Regions from separate parts of the Homo sapiens genome. Here region 2 is linked to region 1. Evidence: chromatin loops called from intact Hi-C (ENCODE). Cell type or tissue: heart left ventricle. All regions are shown on one strand. Links, peaks and the distances in the headings refer to the core of each region. The heading gives the core; the rest is flanking DNA.

The links. A loop is a pair of places that touch in the nucleus more often than their neighbours do. Peaks named below come from ENCODE experiments on the same cell type or tissue, not always from the same donor. Only the 100,000 strongest peaks of a DNase experiment are listed, where the experiment ranks them.
Region 2: a loop joins it to region 1, with 9 times the contacts of the local background. A loop is called at or near these places in 11 of 110 quality-filtered maps.

The regions. Positions count from the first base shown.
Region 1 is chr22:35,522,444-35,531,533 of GRCh38, reverse strand. No RefSeq gene overlaps it. Among named protein-coding and RNA genes, the nearest start is that of RASD2, 14 kb to the left of the region's middle. In heart left ventricle, for the core only: no CTCF peak of the experiment used is centred there; DNase peaks (open chromatin) are centred at 5,080 and 8,154.
Region 2 is chr22:35,463,977-35,473,066 of GRCh38, reverse strand. No RefSeq gene overlaps it. Among named protein-coding and RNA genes, the nearest start is that of MCM5, 68 kb to the right of the region's middle. In heart left ventricle, for the core only: no CTCF peak of the experiment used is centred there; DNase peaks (open chromatin) are centred at 5,126 and 7,711; H3K27ac peaks cover 1,797 bases.

The DNA of each region.
Region 1 (9,090 bases), core at 724-8,723:
ATCAACTTCCGACGGAAGTTTGTCTGCAAATGTGGCCACTGACGATGCCTCCCAAGAGATGGAGTTTATTTTCTCTGCACTGGAGTCTGAGATAATGCGGGACATGCTTTGACCAATAGAATGTGGCAAAAGTGAGGCTGTATCAATTCCAGGCCTGGGCCCCAAGAGGCCTGGAAGTGGCTGGGAGCAGTGGCTCATGCTTGTCATCCCAGTGCTTTGGGAGGCTGAGGTAGGAGATCGTTTAAGTCTATGAGTTTGACACCACCCTGGGCAATAAAACAAGACCCCATCTCTAAAAAAAATTTTTTTTTTAATTAACTGGTTGTGATAGTGTGTACCTGTAGTACTACCTACTCAGAAGGCTGAGGTGGGAGGATCACTTGCACCTAGGAGTTTGAGGCTGCAGTGAGCTATGATTGTATCACTGTACTCCAGCCTGGGCAACAGAGCTGAACCCCATCTCAAAAAAAGAAAAAAAAAGTGGGGGGTGCCTGGAAGCTTCTGCTTTCACTCTCAGAGTCCAGCCACCACCATGTAAGGAAGTTCAGGCTGTCCTGCCAGAGGGAAAGACCATGTGGCAAGAAAGGCCATGTGGAGAAGAACTGACCGCCCTTCTAGAACCTTCTGGCCACCAGCTGAATGCAGCTGCCTGCATGTCCAGCCATGATCACGTGGAGCAGGAGCCTTGCCCAGCTTACCACAGAATCATGGGAAATCATAAAAATATTGTTGTTTTACACCATCAAGTTTTGAAATGCCTGCCTAGTGCAGTGGCTCACGCCTGTAATCCCAGCATTTTGGGAGGCCGAGGTGGGTGGATCACCTGAGGTCAGGAGTTCAGGATTAGCCTGGCCAACATGGTGAAACCCCATCTCTACAAAAAATACAAAAATTAGCCAGGAGTGGTGGCGCATGCCTGTAGTCCCAGCTACTTGGGAGACTGAGGCAGGAGAATTGCTTGAACCTGGGAGGCGGAGGTTGCAGTGAGCCAAGATCATGCCATTACTCTGTAGCCTGGGCCACAGAGCGAGACTCCGTCTCCAAAAAAAAAGAAAAAAAAAACTTTTGGGATGCTTCGTTATATCACAAAAGATTACAGAGATAGATACTTTTGCTTTGTTTCTGTCTTGTAACCTTCAGTTTTGACCAAAACATCTGCGAAAGTACAGGTTCATGAAGTTCCAGGAAAAAACCGGCTTATTCTGGGTGAACCACAGACATCCAGGGAGTCATTTTTTCATCCACTTTTTGTTTTCTATCAAATATGCCTTGTCTCTGCTGTCTCAGCCTCGTTCCACCCCAGTAAGTCCTGTGATCTTTGTTAATCCCACTCCTCCCCCAGGATCCTGGCTCAATTTTGGAGAAAACGTACAAGGCCCATGAGTTTCTGACTCCCTTCCAGCATATTCTTAGCATGTGTCCTAAGCAGGGACTTTACGCCTTCTAGATCTTCCAGAAACTACAAGACACATGAATCATTCTCTTGCTGATATCAACCACCATTCATGACACAATGAAGGTGCAGTTGAGCTAAAAGGTTTACTGCCTGCTCTCTTGCAGGGCATGGGGTGGGAGGACACCTGCCCTGGGAGTCCCCAAGGAACCTGGAGGGCTCTCTGGCCCTCCCTGGGACTGGCACACTCCTGTAATCCTGAATTTGACCACTCCACAGATGTGCCTCCAGTAGAGGCAGAAGCCTGATGAGAGAGCAAGCACTGCCAGGCCTCAGATAGGGCACTCCAGTTCCAAAGACCCTGCTCCCAGTCTCCCAGCTGAGCTTCATTTGCAAACTGTTCCCTGCCTGGCTCAAACTCACACCCCAGCCCCATGAATACCTGCCTCATGGAATGTTTTGATGGATGAATGGATGGGTAGATAAACCTCATGAGTGAATGGTGGGACAACTGAAGAAATAAATGAAAAGGTAAATGAATGAATGGAGATCAAATGAGTGCTACCATTAATGATTTATAAAACTTGCAAGGTCAACAGGCCCTGCCTAGATCCAGATACACTTCAACCACAACTTCTGCCTCTCTGCCGAATGGTGGGGCCATCTCACTCTCTGAGAACCAAAACAAGTCTCCTAGCCACTTTCTCCGCTCCTTCTAAGGCTGCATCAATAAGGATTAGGATTAGTCAACTGCAAGTCACAGAAAACCCCAAATAAAAGTAGATTAAACCAATTTACTTTTCGCTCAGGTAAATTTCTCACTCAGCTAAATGAATTCTGAAGGTGAGATGACTTGTGCTTCACAGGGTCAGAGACCCAGGCTGCTTCTAGCTTTGTGTGCCAGAATTCTGGGGGTGTGGCCTCATCCTCACGGCCCAAGATGGCTGCTTAAGTCCACCCATCACTTCTCAATCCAGTGAGCAGAGGAAAGGGCAGCAGAGGGGACACCCTTTTTCTCTAAGGATACTTCCTGGAAATTGGCCAGAACTGAGTCACATAGCCACACTGGACTGCAAAGGAAGCTGGGAAATGTGGCCTTTACTCTAAGTGACCTCACACCCAGCTAAATTTAGGGTTCTGTTATTAAGGAAATAGAGTAGAATTTATACTAGCGGTCATCCAGTAGGCTCTGCCACACAACAGCTAAAGGAGCCATCTTATTGGGGGCCTACCTCAGCCCACATGCTGACCTGGTGCCCCTTTTTTGTTTTTGTTTGTTTGTTTGTTTTTCATTTGTGTGTGTGTGTGTGTGTGTGTGTGTGTGTTTGAGACAGAGTCTCACTCTGTCACCAGGCTGGAGTGCAGTGGTGCGATCTCAGCTCACTGCAACCTCCACCTCCTGGGTTCAAGTGATTCTCCTACCTTAGCATCCTGAGTAGCTGGGATTACAGGGGCCTGCCACCATGCCCCAATAATTTTTTGTATTTAGTAGAGACAGGTTTCTCCATGTTGGCCAGGCTGGTCTGGAACTCCTGCCCTCAGGTGATCCACCCTTCTAGGCCTCCCAAAGTGCTGGGATTACAGGTGTAAGCCACCATGCCCAGCCCTGGTGACCCATTTTTGTCTGTCTGCTATGAGCATCTTAGAGGCAGGAGATCAACGTAATCATGTGCGTATTCTCAGAATCCAGAGTAGGTTCTGGCACATAATAGGTGCTTATTCATTCAGTAAACAGAAACGTATTTAAGCACCTACTATGTGCTGGGCATGGATCTAGGTGCTGAGAATAGAATGGTGGACAACAGAGACAAAACCCTGCTCTCAAGGAGCTGATGTTCTAGAGGGAAGAGGTAATTAATCAAATAGCTATAAAACAGAATATAATACAGTAAATAGCATATAATAACAATATAAAGTCAGGGAGTGATTGGGTCTATGAAGAAAAATGGTGCAGGCTCAGGTGTGTGAGAGGGTAATGGGGGAGCTGTTGGGGACAGGTGGTCAGGGAGGTGACACTGAAACAGAGCGAAGCAAGGGCTGGGTCAGGTGGGCATGGCAGTAGGAAGAACATCCCAGGCAGAGGAACAGCAAGTGCAGATGCCCCAGAGGGCCTGTGCTTGGCGTGTTCAAGGAAAAGCAACAACACGCCTAAGAATGTGAGCTAGTCATGAAAGAAGTGAAAGAAAGAATGAATGGGCCCGGCACGGTGGCTCACGTCTATAATCCCAGCACTTCGGGAGGCCAAGGCGGGAGGATCACCTGAGGCTGGGAGTTCAAGACCAGCCTGGCCAACATGGAGAAACCCCGTCTCTCCTAAAAATACAAAGTTAGCCGGGCGTGGTGGTGCATGCCTGTAATCTCAGCTACTCGTGAGGCTGAGGCAAGAGAATTGCTTGAACCCGGGAGGTGGAGGTTGCGGTTAGTCGAGATCACACCATTGCACTCCAGTTCTGGGCAACGAGAGTGAAATTCTGTCTATATATATATATATATATATATAAAGAAGGAGAGAGAGAAAGAGGAAGGAAGGAAGGAAGGAAGGAAATATGTCATGGCAGAAACGATTCTGGCTACAAACTGGTAGGTGTGGGTTCAATAGTTCAAGCTCTGTCTTTAATTAACAGCGGGACCTTACTGAGCTTCAGTCTCCTCACCTGCAAAATCAACATAATACAAGCCCCATGCCTCCTGTGTTGTGCAAACCAAATGCAACAAGCACTGGGAATCGGATAAAGCAGAGTGTATTTGTGAACTCTATATTACCATGATTGTTACAAAGCCGTATTCAGACACCTCCTGCTCACAGTCAACCAGGTCACAGTTCCTTCTGACTCGGCTGTAATGACAGGCTGTCTTGGGGGACCCCCCTCACAGTGGAGGCCCCTGCCATCCCCTGCTGCTCCTCCATCCCTCTTTCCTCTGCCCCCCTCCCTCTTCTCCTGCCTTTTTCCAACATTTCCTGGTGCCTTCTGTGGGCCAGGCTTACAGAAGAAGCCGTAGGTCCGGAGACATGACACGAGGTCCCTGGTCTCCAAAACCCTGCGTATTTTGTGACAACAGATTCTGGTACATGCTTTCACAGCGGTCTGTGCAAGGCCCTTGGGGAGCACTGTGGAGGGAACACCCAAATCTGCTGGGAGGAGCAAGACCCAAGGCCAGCAAAGAGTGGGTAGAGCTCTGGGCTAGGAAGGGGTCTGAGTCCTTGTTCCAGCTCTGTCCACCACTCACTGTGTGACTGTAGGCAAGCCCCCAGCAATCTAGGCCTCAATTTCCTCACCTGTCAAAAGAGATGGTGATTCTATGCTCTTGCAACTAACTTATGCTGTGCTTCTGCCATCTCTTAGTGGGCCCAGCACTGCACTACCCGCTACAGGATATGAAAGAGAGAAGTGAAGACTTGGTTCCGTCCATTAAGAGATTCTGCAGTGAAGAAGTGTCAAGCCACAAACTCCGTTCAAAGGAGCAGTGATTGACTGATTCCCTTTTGGTGTCAGTGTTCAGCACAGCTGGGATGCCTTTCAGGGAATCTAAAAAGCCAATGGAGGCTTGGAGCGTTGACTACGGAGGCCTTTTCCAGTGCGGATTCCAGGGGCCTATGAACAGTTCTCGAGCTACCGAAGGTCAGATGCAGTAAGACATCCAGTTCAGAAGTCACAATCACAGGAAATTTAGGGGGCAGCAGCGCACGCAGCTGGGCTGGCTTGCTGGGGGAGATTTTCTGCAGGAGGGGGAGTTGGATGCAGGAAGAATGTTCCAGGCGGGAAAAACTTCCAGCAGTCCCAGGCCAACTCTGCACGTCAGGCAATCTGACTTTGGCCAAGTCACCAAATCCCCCCGCAAAGCCTTGATTTCTCCATCTGTAAAACAGGGCTGCTGAGAGATTGAGAGAGGGTACATAGGCCGGGAAGGTGGCTCACGTCTGTAATCCCAGCACTTTGGGAGGCCGAGGCGGGAAGATCACTTGAGCCCGGGAGTTCAAGATCAGCCTGAGCAGCATAGCGAGATCTCATCTCTACTAAAATTTTAAAAAATTAACCAGGCATGGTGGGGCGTGCCTGTAGTCCCACCTACTTGCAGGGCTGAGGCGGGAGGATCGCTTGAGCCTGGGAAGTTGAGGCTGCAGTGAGCCAAAATTGTGCCACTGCACTCTAGCCTTGGGTGACAGTGGAAGACTCTGTCTCAAATAAATAAATAAATAAATAAATAAATAAATAAATAAATAAAAAGAAAAGAAAAAGAGAGGGCATATAAGGTGTGCTAGAGCACAGTGCTGAGGACACAGCAGGCCCTCAGTCGCTGGCAGTTCCAGTTTTGTTTCCTGAAGGAGCTCACCCACTTCCCTCTGTCATGCACTCCTGGATCTCACCACCTAAGGGCAGAGAAGCCACCTGCTCATGGTCATCTGAACACCAGTCCCAGACTCGATTTCTCTCTCCATCTGGCCTGACAACCCCCCAGAATCACTCCTGGTTTTTCCCTTCCTCGTTTTCCCCTGGGGGCCTTTTAATTTCTTCCTCTGTATCATAAACACAAAACAAGTGTTTAAACATCTGACTCGAAGGCAATCTGGAAAGCAGAGCGACTCTTACATAAAGACCAGGCGAGGCCCACGCTTGCCAGGAGGGCCATCTGGATGCTCGCTCTGCCACCCTCCCGCCCTCCCTCTGCCTGGGAACCGCTGTTATTTCATAATTAAGGACAGTAACGAGGAGCTGGAGGGAGCAGCAGGGATGAAAAGCCTAATGCAGGCTCATCGCCCAGTGGCCCTGCCTTTGGTGGCCGCTGCTGCAATCCAGGGCTGACTCTCCTGCCCCACGACTTCCCTGCTCCTACCTGGGGTCCTGGCAGTGGAACAGGAGCCCCACTGTGGCAGAGGAGCTGGAGAAGAGGGAGGCAGCAAAACCTAGTGGTTACTCCCCCAGGAGCTGGGGACAGTCTGGGTGTGGACCTTTGCACCACCACTCCTACCTGTAACTGTAAGTAAATCACTGAGCCTTGCTGAACCTCAGTTTCCTCATCTGCACAATGGGAATAAAACTGATTTTGTCTTTTTTTTTTTTTTTTTTTGAGATGGAGACTCGCTTTTTCAACCAGGATGGAGTGAAGTGGTGCGATCTCAGCTCACCAACTGGGTTCAAGCAATTCTCCTGCCTCAGCCTCCAGAGTAGCTGGGATTACAGGCGACTGACACCACGCCTGGCTAATTTTTTGTATTTTTAGTAGAGATGGGGTTTCTCCATGTTGGTCAGGCTGATCTCGAACTCCTGACCTCAGATGATCCACCCGCCTCAGCCTCCCAAAGTGCTGGGATTATAGGCGTGAGCCACCGTGCCTGGCCACACTTTGTCGATCTGTTACCTCTGTTTATTGAGATCGTGCCTGCAAAGTGCTTAGCCTAGGACCTGCTCAAAATGAAAACAGAAGACATGGTTATTGGGGAGGGTCCTGGCTATGGCCAGCCTCAGTCTTCATGGCCACACTCCCAAAGAGAGTAGAATACAATAGGGAAACAGCATTAGGTTTTGCTGTACATGGTAAAAATTAAAACTTTGCCTAATATCAATATTAGGTAACTAATCTTTACACTAATCAGCTACTGTGTTCCTAGCTTACTATTCAATCTTGTTTTTTGGGGGTTTTTTTGTTTTTGTTTTTGTTTTTTGAGACAGAGTCTCGCTTTGTTGCCCAGACTGGAGTGCAGTGGCGTGACCTCAGCTCACTGAAACCTCCACCTCCCGGGTTCAAGCTATTCTCCTGCCTCAGCCCCCTAAGTAGCTGGGACTACAGGCGTGCACCACCATGCCTGGCTAATTTTTGTATTTTTAGTAGAGATGGGGTTTCACCGTGTAGGTCAGGCTGATCTCGAACTTCTGACCTTGTGATCTGCCTGCCTCAGCCTCCCAAAGTGCTGGGATTACAGGCGTGAGCCACCGCACCAGCCTTATTCAATCTTTAGCCAAATAAAAATAAATTTTTAAACAAAATTATCATTTAAACAGTGGTGTTAAAAACTGCAAGGCTGGCCTGGAGAAACATGTCATACCGCTAAGCTCGGTGAAGGCGAGACCTCTGTCTCCTCCAGCTGTGCTGTGAGCATGGGGTCAAGGAGATTTGACGCCTCCTTGCTCAGTCTTTAATGCCGGTGACACTTCTTTTTTCACTTCTTGGGGACATCTAATACCCGCCCTCTCCTCCTCTCAGGATCCTGGTGAGACCGATGCAGAAAATGAAGATGTGAGCAGCATCTGGAGAAGTACGACATGTTATGCAAATGCAAGCTGTTTTTAATCCGTGATGATTTATATTACTCAGACAGTGTTAACATAATCCTAGCTTGGAGGTATCAAAACGGCCCACATCTAGTTTGTAAACACATCACGTGCACGTGTGTGCACACACAATCCACACAAAGGGAGCCTGCCAGGTGCTGGTAGCAGTGAGTTCTGCCTGGGGTTATTAGGAGAAGGCTTCACAGGATACTGAATCTCGTGGTGAGCCTAGGAGGAGAAATCTTGCAGGGAACAGTCCTGGCACTGGGACTCAGGGCCCCAAGGACGTTTCTGGCTCCCTCTTGCCACCAGGTGAGCTGGCCACATCCGCTGTGAGTCTGGGGCTCTGGCCAGGACTGCTTCCTCCCCCTACCCAGGCTAAGGGTGGGAGAGGCTGCTGCCTCTGGACTGGCCTCTGTCCCCCACCCCCCATTCCCCGGGTGTAGGAAGAGACAGGTGTGTGCACCCAGAACGAATCCTGGAGAACCACCAAGGCCGGCGCTGGCCCCAGGGTGCAGGTGTCTGACGCTGCTGAATAAATCATGATGGTGCCCAGTGAAACTTCTCCCCACCCAGAGGAGCTTTCTCTGCCTTCCAGATGCTATCTCCCCGCAGAAAGCCAGGTGGCATGTACGTGACCCTTCTTCAGCAGATGGCGAGCAGGGGTGAGCTTTCCACCTGGTCAGGCTAACATTTCCTAAGCTGGAACGAGCCTTTTCAGGGATCCACGCGAACCCCCGGCAAACTGTTCCCAGCACGGCACTCTGCACCCACCATCCTCGCTGCCTGCTTACCTGCCTGTGTCCTCCCTCAGACCCAAAGCTTCAGAAGGCCAGGAAGTGCCCCCTTGTCCACCAGTGTCTGTGTCCATCTTCTTTGTATTTCCAGGGCCTAGAACAGAGTAAAAGCTGGATCCAGAAAGAAAGAGAGGGGGACAGAGAGAGAGAGAGAGAGCGAGGGAGAGGGAGAGGGAGAGAGGAGGAGAGAGAGGAAAGAGAGGGAGAGAAAGAGGAAGAAAGGGAAAGAAAGAGAAAGAAAAGAGGAAGGAAGGAAGGAAGGAATGAGAATGAAGGAAGGAGAGGGAGAGAAAGAAGAAGGAAGGAAAGAAAGAGAAAGAAGGAAGGAAGGAAAAAAGAAAGAGGAAGGAAGGAAGGAAGGAGAAAGAAGGAAGGAAGGAGAGGGAGAGAAAGAAGGAAGGAAGGAAAGAAAGAGAAAGAAGGAAAGAAAAAAGAAAGAGAGGAAGAAGGAAGGAAAGAAAGAGAGAAAGGAAGAAGAAAGAAAAAGAGAGAGGGGATATATTATTTTCCATGATGACAGCCGAATATCTCCAGACCCCTCCACTTCATCGAATCTCTCTTTAAGAAACCCTCAAGCCAGTGAATCTTCCTATTATTATCTCCCGTTATATCAAGATTCCTGTCTAAAATG
Region 2 (9,090 bases), core at 559-8,558, 58 kb after region 1:
TTGTCCTAGGTCTCGGCAGACGTCACTTCCCAGATTTTTCCCTGTCCCCTGGGATTTGCTGCATGGGAATGCCAAGCCCTACTTCTTCAAAGCCACCGGGTCTTCCACACTGCCTGATGTTCGCCCATCCCCATCACCCAGCACCATCCTCCAGCTCGAGCAGAGGCTGGCAGGGCCCTACCCGCAGCCCCACTAGTTGGAGCGAGAACTGAAGGTGGCGGCACTCCCACTATGCACCAGGTTATTGGCAGGTATTAACTCCTTCAATCACCCCATGAGGTCACTGTTCATGTTTCCATTTTACAAATAAGGAAACAGGTTCAGAGAGGTTAAGTCACTGGCTCAAGGACACCCAGTCGGTATGTGGCTGAGCAAGCATTCCTGTTTCTGCTAAGTCAGCTGCTTGTCCTGTGCTGTGACACTCTGGGTACCAGAAGCTCACCAGGCTCCTGACCCTGCAGCTCTGAGCTGGGGAGCGAGGAGAAGGCTTGAGGCCAAGAGCATGGAGACTGTCCCAGCAGAGGCTAATGCCATGAGCATGAGCCTTACCTCCAGAAATGCCCTTCCTCCCGGTTCTTCTGAGAACCACCTCTGTAACTGCCCATTCATAGAGGAAAGAGCAAAAAACCGAGCACCCACCATTTGTCAGCTCTGTTCTGAGCACAACCTTGATGACCAACATGCATCCCTGCCTTCATGGGGATCACGGTCCAGGGTAGGAGACAAAGAAACTCAGGTCAGGAGTGCATGGAGTGTTATAGAAGAGGGGCATGGGGACTGTGGGAGCCAGAAAAGGAGTTCCTAGGCCAATCCAGAAATCAGGGAAAGCTTCCTGGAGGAAGAAATACATGTACAAATGGCTCCTCAGTGGGCTCGGACCAAGGAAGGTCTGCTTTGTTCCTTGTTATCTACCCAGGACTGAGGACAATGCCTGACAAAAGTGAACTCTCAGGAAAGAATGGCTGAAATGATTTGCTTAATTTGAAGTGATACAGTTTGGCTGTGTCCCCACCCAAATCTCATCTTGAATTGTAACTCCCACAATTCCTACGTTTAGTGGGAGGAACCTGGTGAGAGGTAATTGAATCATGGGGGTGGGTCTTTCCCATGCTGTTCTCCTGATAGTGAGTAAGTCTCACGAGATCTGATGGTTTTAAGAACGGGAGTTCCCCTGCACAAACTCTCTCTTTGCCTACTACCATCCATGTAAGATGTGACTTGCTCCTCCTTGCCTTCTGGCATGATTGTGAGGCGTCCCCAGCCATGTGGAACTGTAAGTCCATTAAACTTCTTTATTTTGTAAATTGCCCAGTCTCAGGTATGTATTTATCAGCAGTGTGAGAACAGACTAATACAGGAAGCTCCATGACAAATGACTGATGCCTTTAAGAATGTCAGGAAAATGTCTGGGATATTCGGGAACTGAGAAGGCAGTGGGGGTGGGGGTGTGTGGGTGAGCTCTGTCTTCAAAACCTGCAGGCACCACCAGCAAGAGAAAACCCACTGGACCTGGGGGACCCCAAGGGGCAAAGCCAGGACTGGTGGGAAGAGGCATATTTGGCTCCATCTCTAAGCAAGAGCATTTCAACAATCCAGCAGTTAGAAAGGCCGGGAGCTGTCTGTGAAGTTCTGAGTCCTCCGTTAGAGGGGTTTGAGCTGAGGCTGGATGGCTATCTATTAAGGATGCTGGAAAAATAAATAGATCAAAGGTCTTGGTGGGAGGCGGAGTCCGCTGAGTTTTCCAGGTCTCGTCTGTGGCTGAGTCTGAGATGTGCCTGCCCAACGGGCGACTCACTTTGTCCCCGCTAGCAGAACTCCCATTCAGGGTAGAACATCATGGCGCCCACTACAGGAGCTGAAAAGGATTGTTCTAAGCCTTTATGACTGTCCTCCTTTGTCAAAGCCTTCCCAGCCTGCTCTGCAACAGCAGCAGTCATGTGACCCAGTTCTGGCCAATGGTGTGTCTGTTGAGCAACTTCTAGAAAAGATCTTGTGTCCTCCCCACACAAGGGAGGCTGTCACCTAACCACTGTGGGGCAGCCCTTTCATCTTCCTTATGGGGATGAGGGTGAGAGTATAGGATGCCTGGCAGCCACCTTGAGACCATGAGGCAACAAACCGTAAGCTGAAAAGCACACACTCAGGACAGCAAAGGAGTGAAGTTTGGGGCAGCAAAGCTTAGCAATTCTGAGATACACCATCTTTTGATATTTGACATCTTTGAAATCAAGATGTATCTTATGATCATCATTAGGTGTTAGGGTGTACTTGGCTATTTTTTTTTAATCAATAGAGACATGGCATAGTTTAGGGATTTGTGCAATACCATGTAAATAATACATAGTGTAACCAAGAGCCCGACCAGACCTTTTCCAACTCAGCATGTGAGACATGGTCTGAGGGAAGGAAGGGAGATGAGCTCAAACATACTGAGCACCTACTATGTGCTCAGGCACTTCACAGGTGCCACCTCTCCCAATGTTCACACGCCCTGCACTTGCCCAGAGTCACTCACCCAGGAAGTGGCAGAAACAGGATGAAACGTAGATTTATTTGACTCTGAAGCTAAGGCTCCCACAGTTTGTTTGTCTCTGTCCTTGGGGCTGTGTCCTCTTCCAGTTCCGCAGCCGAGGGGCTGAGTGCAGGAGTTGTTGCCTCCTCCCCAGGCACCAGTGTCCAGATGGTTTGCAAACTGCTTGCCCCTCCGTCTCTCCTCTTCATCCTGGGGCCATGAGGAGCTGCCACAGGGCTTTTAAGAAGGGACTGACGGCTGGGCACGGTGGGTCACACCTGTAATCCCAGCATTTTGGGAGACCGAGGTGGGTGGATCACGATGTCAGGAGTTCGAGACCAGCCTGGCCAATATGGCGAAACCTCGTCTCTACTGAAAATACAAAAATTAGCTGGGTGTGGTGGCACGTGCCTGTAGTCCCAGCTACTCGGGAGGCTGAGGCAGAAGAATCGCTTGAACCCGGGAGGCGGAGGTTGCAGTGAGCCGAGATCATGCCACTGCACTCCAGCCTGGGCAAGACTCTGTCTCAAAAAAAAAAAAAAAAAAAGGAGAATGACATGGCACTAGTGACTTATTTCTCTGGGTTAAGCATGGCCCTCTCCAGCTCTCTTGCTTAAAAGACAAGGTGCTGATGCAGGGAAGTCTAACAACCCTACCCTCAGGCACAAGCATGTATCTTGTTGGGCTCCTCGAGTAGAGGAAGGATGAGGGACATGTCCCAGGGAAGGCCCCCAGGTCAGCCTCACTGGCTTCTCCAGGAGGTCAAGGGCTGGCAGAGGCCCTGCCCATCCCTCTGCCTTTACACTGACCTCCCCGCTCTGTCTTCTGCTGCTGTCACCCATGCCTTGGGCAGACCACACAGCCAGCCTGGCTACCCTGAGTCCATTCCCCTGACTTCACCTGAACAGCGGACAGCAGGAGTTGAACCTCTGAGCCTTGGATTCAGGACCGTCTGGGTTCAACTTCTGTCTCCCCCAGCTGTAGACAGGTGACCCTGGGGAGTTATTTATTCTCTCTAAACCTCAGTTTGTTTATCTGTAAAATGTGGGTAATGACACTTTACTATACAGACTTCTCGAGAGAATCAAATAAGACAAAAATATAATTGACAGAGCACCATGCTAGAGCAGAAAACTCTATAAACATCACTCTTATTTCTATTGTTGAAATTGTCCAGCAATGGTATCTGTGGAACATAAGGCTCAGAGAGGGGACATGAATTGCCCAGCACCATACAGCCAGTTGATGGCACAGCTGGAATCAGAATGTGAGTTTTTTTTCCCACTTAATAATAATAACAATAAAAATAACATTAATGGGGGCCATGTGCGGTGGCTCATGCCTGTAATCCCAGCACTTTGGGAGGCCAAGGTGGGTGGATCACCTGAGGTCAGGAGTTTGAGACCAGCCTGGCCAACATGGTGAAATCCCATCTCTACTAAAAATACAAAAATTAGCCCAGCATGATGGCGGGTGCCTGTAATCCCAGCTACTCGGGAGGCTGAGTCTGGAGAACTGCTTGAGTCTGAGAGGCAGAGGTTGCAGTGAGCCAAGATTGCGCCACTGCACTCCAGCCTGGGCGACAAAGCCAAACTCTGTCTCAAAAACAAAACAAAACAAATCATGCTGGGCGTGGTGGCTCACGCTTGTAATCCCAGCACTCTGGGAAACTGAGGTGGGTGGAGCATGAGGTCAGGAGATGGAGACCATCCTGGCTAACATGGTGAAACTCCATCTCTACTAAAAATACAAAAAATTAGCCGGGCATGGTGGCAGGCACCTGTAATTCCAGCTACTCGGGAGGCTGAGGCAGGAGAATAGCTTGAACCTGGAAGGCAGAGGTTGCAGTGAGCCAAGATTGTGCCACTGCACTCTAGCCTGGGTGACAAAGTGAGACTGTGTCTCAAAAAAAAAAAAAAAAAAAAAAAACACCACACACACACAAACAAAAACAAAACAACCGAAACAAAATAACATTAATGCCAGCTAACACTTACCAAGGGACATTCTACGTGTTTTAAGTGTGTTTTTTCATTTAATCCTTACGACTCTCTGAGATAGGTATTAGTCTTATTATAGCCATTTCATATATGAGAAAACTGAGGCACACTAAATAATTTTCCCAAAGCCACAGAGCCTCAGTGGTAAGCCCAGGATTTGAACCCAGGGAGTTCTGGCCCCAGAGTCCAGCAAGTGCTTGTTGCACATGCAACCAATTCACTAGTACATTTCCCCTGAAGACGCAAAGATGACTCTGGCAGTGTTCAGGCTCCAGACAGTGGTCTCAGACCAACCTAGCAGAGCTCATCAAAGCACACTGTGATGAGGAGGTGTCTTATCATCTCCTGCCTTCCTCATGAAAAAAAAAAAAAATGGAGTTCGCTGGGCCGTTCCAGGGCCCAGTGTCAGGCAGGACACTGGTTTCCTGAGCCTGGCATTGTGGCCCAGCACCCCAGGGCCATGCCTGGCTCTGCAGTTTCGTTTGGTGCCTACATGGAAGCTGGCCCAGGCCATGGCTCCTGTGAAAGCTGCAGGCCCGGGCATTCCCCGCAGGCAGCTGGAGAGCTGGCTGTCCAAGACAAAGGCAGCCTCTAAAGGTCAGAAGCTGCTCTGGGGCCTGGGATCTTTGCTTCCTGCTCCCAGCACAGCCTGTCCTCAGCCTGCAGGCTCCTCCTCCCAGTGCTCTCAGCCAGAAGGAAGGAGCAGGCAGATGGCACAGCCCCAGCCCTGCCTACAGCCCCCAGACGCGGAGCCCGACCCTGCCCTCCTTCTGCCAGGGGAAGGAAGTCCACTTCTTAAGCCTGGCATCCAGGGATGCTGAGGGGCTGAGATTAGAGAATTTCGGGGGGGTGATGGAACTGCTCCGTGTCTTGATTGTGGCAGTGTTTGCGTGACTTTGTTTTTCAAAACTTGTAAAACTGTGCACTGAAAAGAGGCAAATCACACCTCAAAAAAACCTAAAAGTCATATTTATAAATATAAATAAGCATAAGACTTGAAAAAAAGGAGATGGGGAAACTCTCCAGGACGTTGTTCTGGGCGGATTTCTTGAAAAATACCTCACAAGCACAGGCAACCAAAGCAAAAATGGACAAATGGGATCCCATCAAGTTAAAAAGCTTCTGCACAGCAAAGGAAACAATCAGCAAGGCGAAGAGACAGCCCACAGAAGGGGAGAAAATATTTGCAAACTATACATCTGACAAGGGATTAATAATCGAATAGATAAGGAACTCAAACAACCCTATAGGAAAAATCCTAATAACCCAGTTTTAAAATGGGCAAAAGGCTGGGCACAGTGGCTCACGCCTGTAATCCTAGCACTTTGGGAGGCCAAGGCGGGCAGAACACAAGGGCAGGAGATAGAGGCCACCCTGGCCAACACGGTGAAACCCTGTCTCTCCTAAAAATACAAAAATTAGCTGGGCATGGTGGCGCACGCCTGTAATCCCAGCTACTTGGGAGGCTGAGGCAGGAGAGTCGCTTGAACCAGGGAGTTGGAGGTTGCAGTGAGCCGAGATCGTGCCACTGCACTCCAGCCTGGCGACAGAGGGAGACTCCGTCTCAAAAAAAAAAAAAAAAAAAAAGAATGAAATCCTGTCATTTGCAACAACATGGATGAAACTGGAGGTCATTATGTTAAGTGAAGCAAGCCGGGCACAGAAAGACGAACTTCACATGTTCTCACTTATTTGTGGGAGCTAAAAATTAAAACAATTGAACCATGGAGATAGAGAGTAGAATGATGGTTATACGCTGGGAAGGGTAGTTGGGGGGCAGGGGAAAGTAGGGATGGTTAATGGGTCCAAAAATATAGTAGAAAGAATGAATAAGGCCAGGCATGGTGGCTCACACCTATAATAGCAACACTTTGGGAGGCTGAGGCAGGAGGAATTTGTGAACCCAGGAGTTCAACACCAGCCTGGGAAACATAGTAAGACCCTGTCTCTGTAAAAAATAAACAAAATTAGCCGGACATGGTGGTGCACACCTATAGTCCCAGCTACTTGGGAGGCTGAAGTGGGAGGATTGCTTGGGCCCAGGAGGTCAAGGCTGCAGTGAGCCATGATCACAGCACTGTACTCCAGCCTACGTGACAGAACAAGACCCTGTCTCAGAAAAAAAGGAATGAATAAGATCTAGTATTTGATAGCACAGCAGGGTAATTATAGCCAATAATAATTTAATTGTACATTTCAAAATAACTAACAGTATAATTGGGTTGTTTGTAACACAAAGGATAAATGCTTGAGGTAATGGATATCTCATCTACCCAGTAAATATATACACCTACTATGTACCCATAAAAATTTTTTAATTTTTTTCAATAAATAATTTAAAAAGAAAGAGCGGCCAGATGGATGGCTCATGCCTGTAATCCCAGCACTTTGGGAAGCCGAGGCAGGAGGATCACTTGAGCCCAGAAGTTTGAGACCAGCCTGGGAAACATAGCAAGAACTTGTCCCTATAAAAATAAATATATTTTTAAATTAGCCAGGCATGACTTTGGGAGGCTGAGATGGATGGATCACTTGAGGTTGGGAGTTTGAGACCAGCCTGGCCAACACAGTGAAACCTCATCTCTACAAAAAATACAAAAATTAACCTGGCATGGTGGTGTGCGCCTGTAATCCTCAGCTACTTGGGAGGCTGAGGCAGAAGAATCACTTGAACCCGGGAGGTGGAGGTTGCAGTGAGCTGAGATCGCGCCACTGCACTCCAGCCTGGACATCAGAGCGAGACTCCATCTCAAAAACAAACAAACAAAAAAACTAGCCAGATGTGGTGGCACATGTCTGTAGGCCCAGCTACTGGAATCTGTAGTCCTAGGATCACTTGAGCCCAGGAGTTCAAGGTCGCAGTGAGCTACGATGGTCCCACTGCACTCTACCCTGGGCAACAGAGCAAGACCTTGTCTCAAATAAATAAATAAAAATAAAAGGAGAAAGACCTAACACACTGAGGAGGCCGAGAGGAGCCCTGGCCACCTCGGCACTCATAGGCCCAGAAGGTCAAACACCAGCCCTGGGCTCCTGGCCACAGCCCTGCAGTGCTACTCAGGACCGCAGGGAGGACACTGAACCATAGGAATTTGAACACCTGAAGCCAGTGTTCAAAGAGGCAGCAAGACCAGGCCCCAGAATGCACGGATGCTGGCCCCAGCCACGGCCCCTGTGAAAGCTGCAGGCCCTGGCATTCACCCCAGGCAGCTGGGGAGCAGGCTTCCCAGGACAGCCTGTCCACTGTCGATTGCCTCATCCAACCCAGCCACGCATCCAAATACTCCTAGGACCCAGTCCCTTTGCCCTGCAACCAGACATCCCTCTCATCTGCTTGGGACTCTCCACCTCACTGAGCCTTTGTCATGTGTGAGGTCCCAGCTGGGTTTCTTTTCATCCCAGATAAGAGGAAAGTGGGGTCTAGAAAGGCTGAGTACCTGCCCACAGTCCCCCAGCTGATACAGAAATAAGACCGAGGCCAAGCTCCTGACCGCCATTATCCCATTAATCTTCACATCAACCTTGACGGAAACACTGTGAGTGGTCTTATTTTATAGATGAGAAAAATGACACACAGAGAGGGTAAGTTGCCCAAAGTCACACGGTAGTAAAAGGCAGAGTTGGGACTCAAACCCAGGAGACTGGCTCCAGGATACCACTCTCAGCCACTATCCTCTTATCCCCCTGAAGAGGGCAAGCTGCCACTACCTCATGCCACTGCCTAAAGAGTGTGCTTGGAGACTTTTACTGTCCTTGGTGGTCCACTGTTACCCCAGGCACCATTCTGCTAATAGTTGAGTTGGCAGAGTGGAGTAGTTGAGGCAGTCCGTGGAAGAGTGTGACTCTCCAGTGTAACCCCAGCTACAAGGGCCTCGCTTGGTTTTGCCACAGCTGAGTGAGTTTAGGAAGTTACTTCACAGCCCTGTGCCTCCAGGGGCCACACCTGTTTAAGGGATGCTGGCAGCAGCCCTACCTCTAATTAGTCATAGGTATCCAGGGCACATAACTGCACCTGGTACAGGGCAAACCTCCCCCGCAGAAGTGTTAACCAGTGTTGTCCTCACTGGCATCATCATTACTGTGTGAGGGTGGGAACAAAATACAAAACAATATGGTCTCCCTACTGCCAGAATCCAAAATAATGATCACTCAACTTCCAGGTCTCAGCAATAGCTTCCTGCCACACATGGGGCAGCTGCTCTTGTCTTGTCAACTTGATCCCAACCAAGGGACAGGGCCTCACAGCTAGACCCTGGGCCTTGCCTTCTGCAATGACCATCAAGCATCTTTCTTGGAGCCCCTTCTTTGTCCTCTGTCTGTCCCTCTATTTCCTCTGCTGTTGAAAGGGTTGGGGCAGGAGAGCACTGGAAGATTTCAGACACTGCAGGTAGGGAAGGGGAGATGGTGAGACCAGCACCGAGATCTGGTCCCAGGGTGGACTTCCCCAAAGACAGCCAGACTTGCTGTTCTACCACTTGGTGTGCTAAAATAGAGTCTGTCTTCTTCTTGACCTAGAGCACTATTACAAAAGGCTACCTTCACCGGAGCAGGACACTGTCCTATAGCATTTTGTTTAAA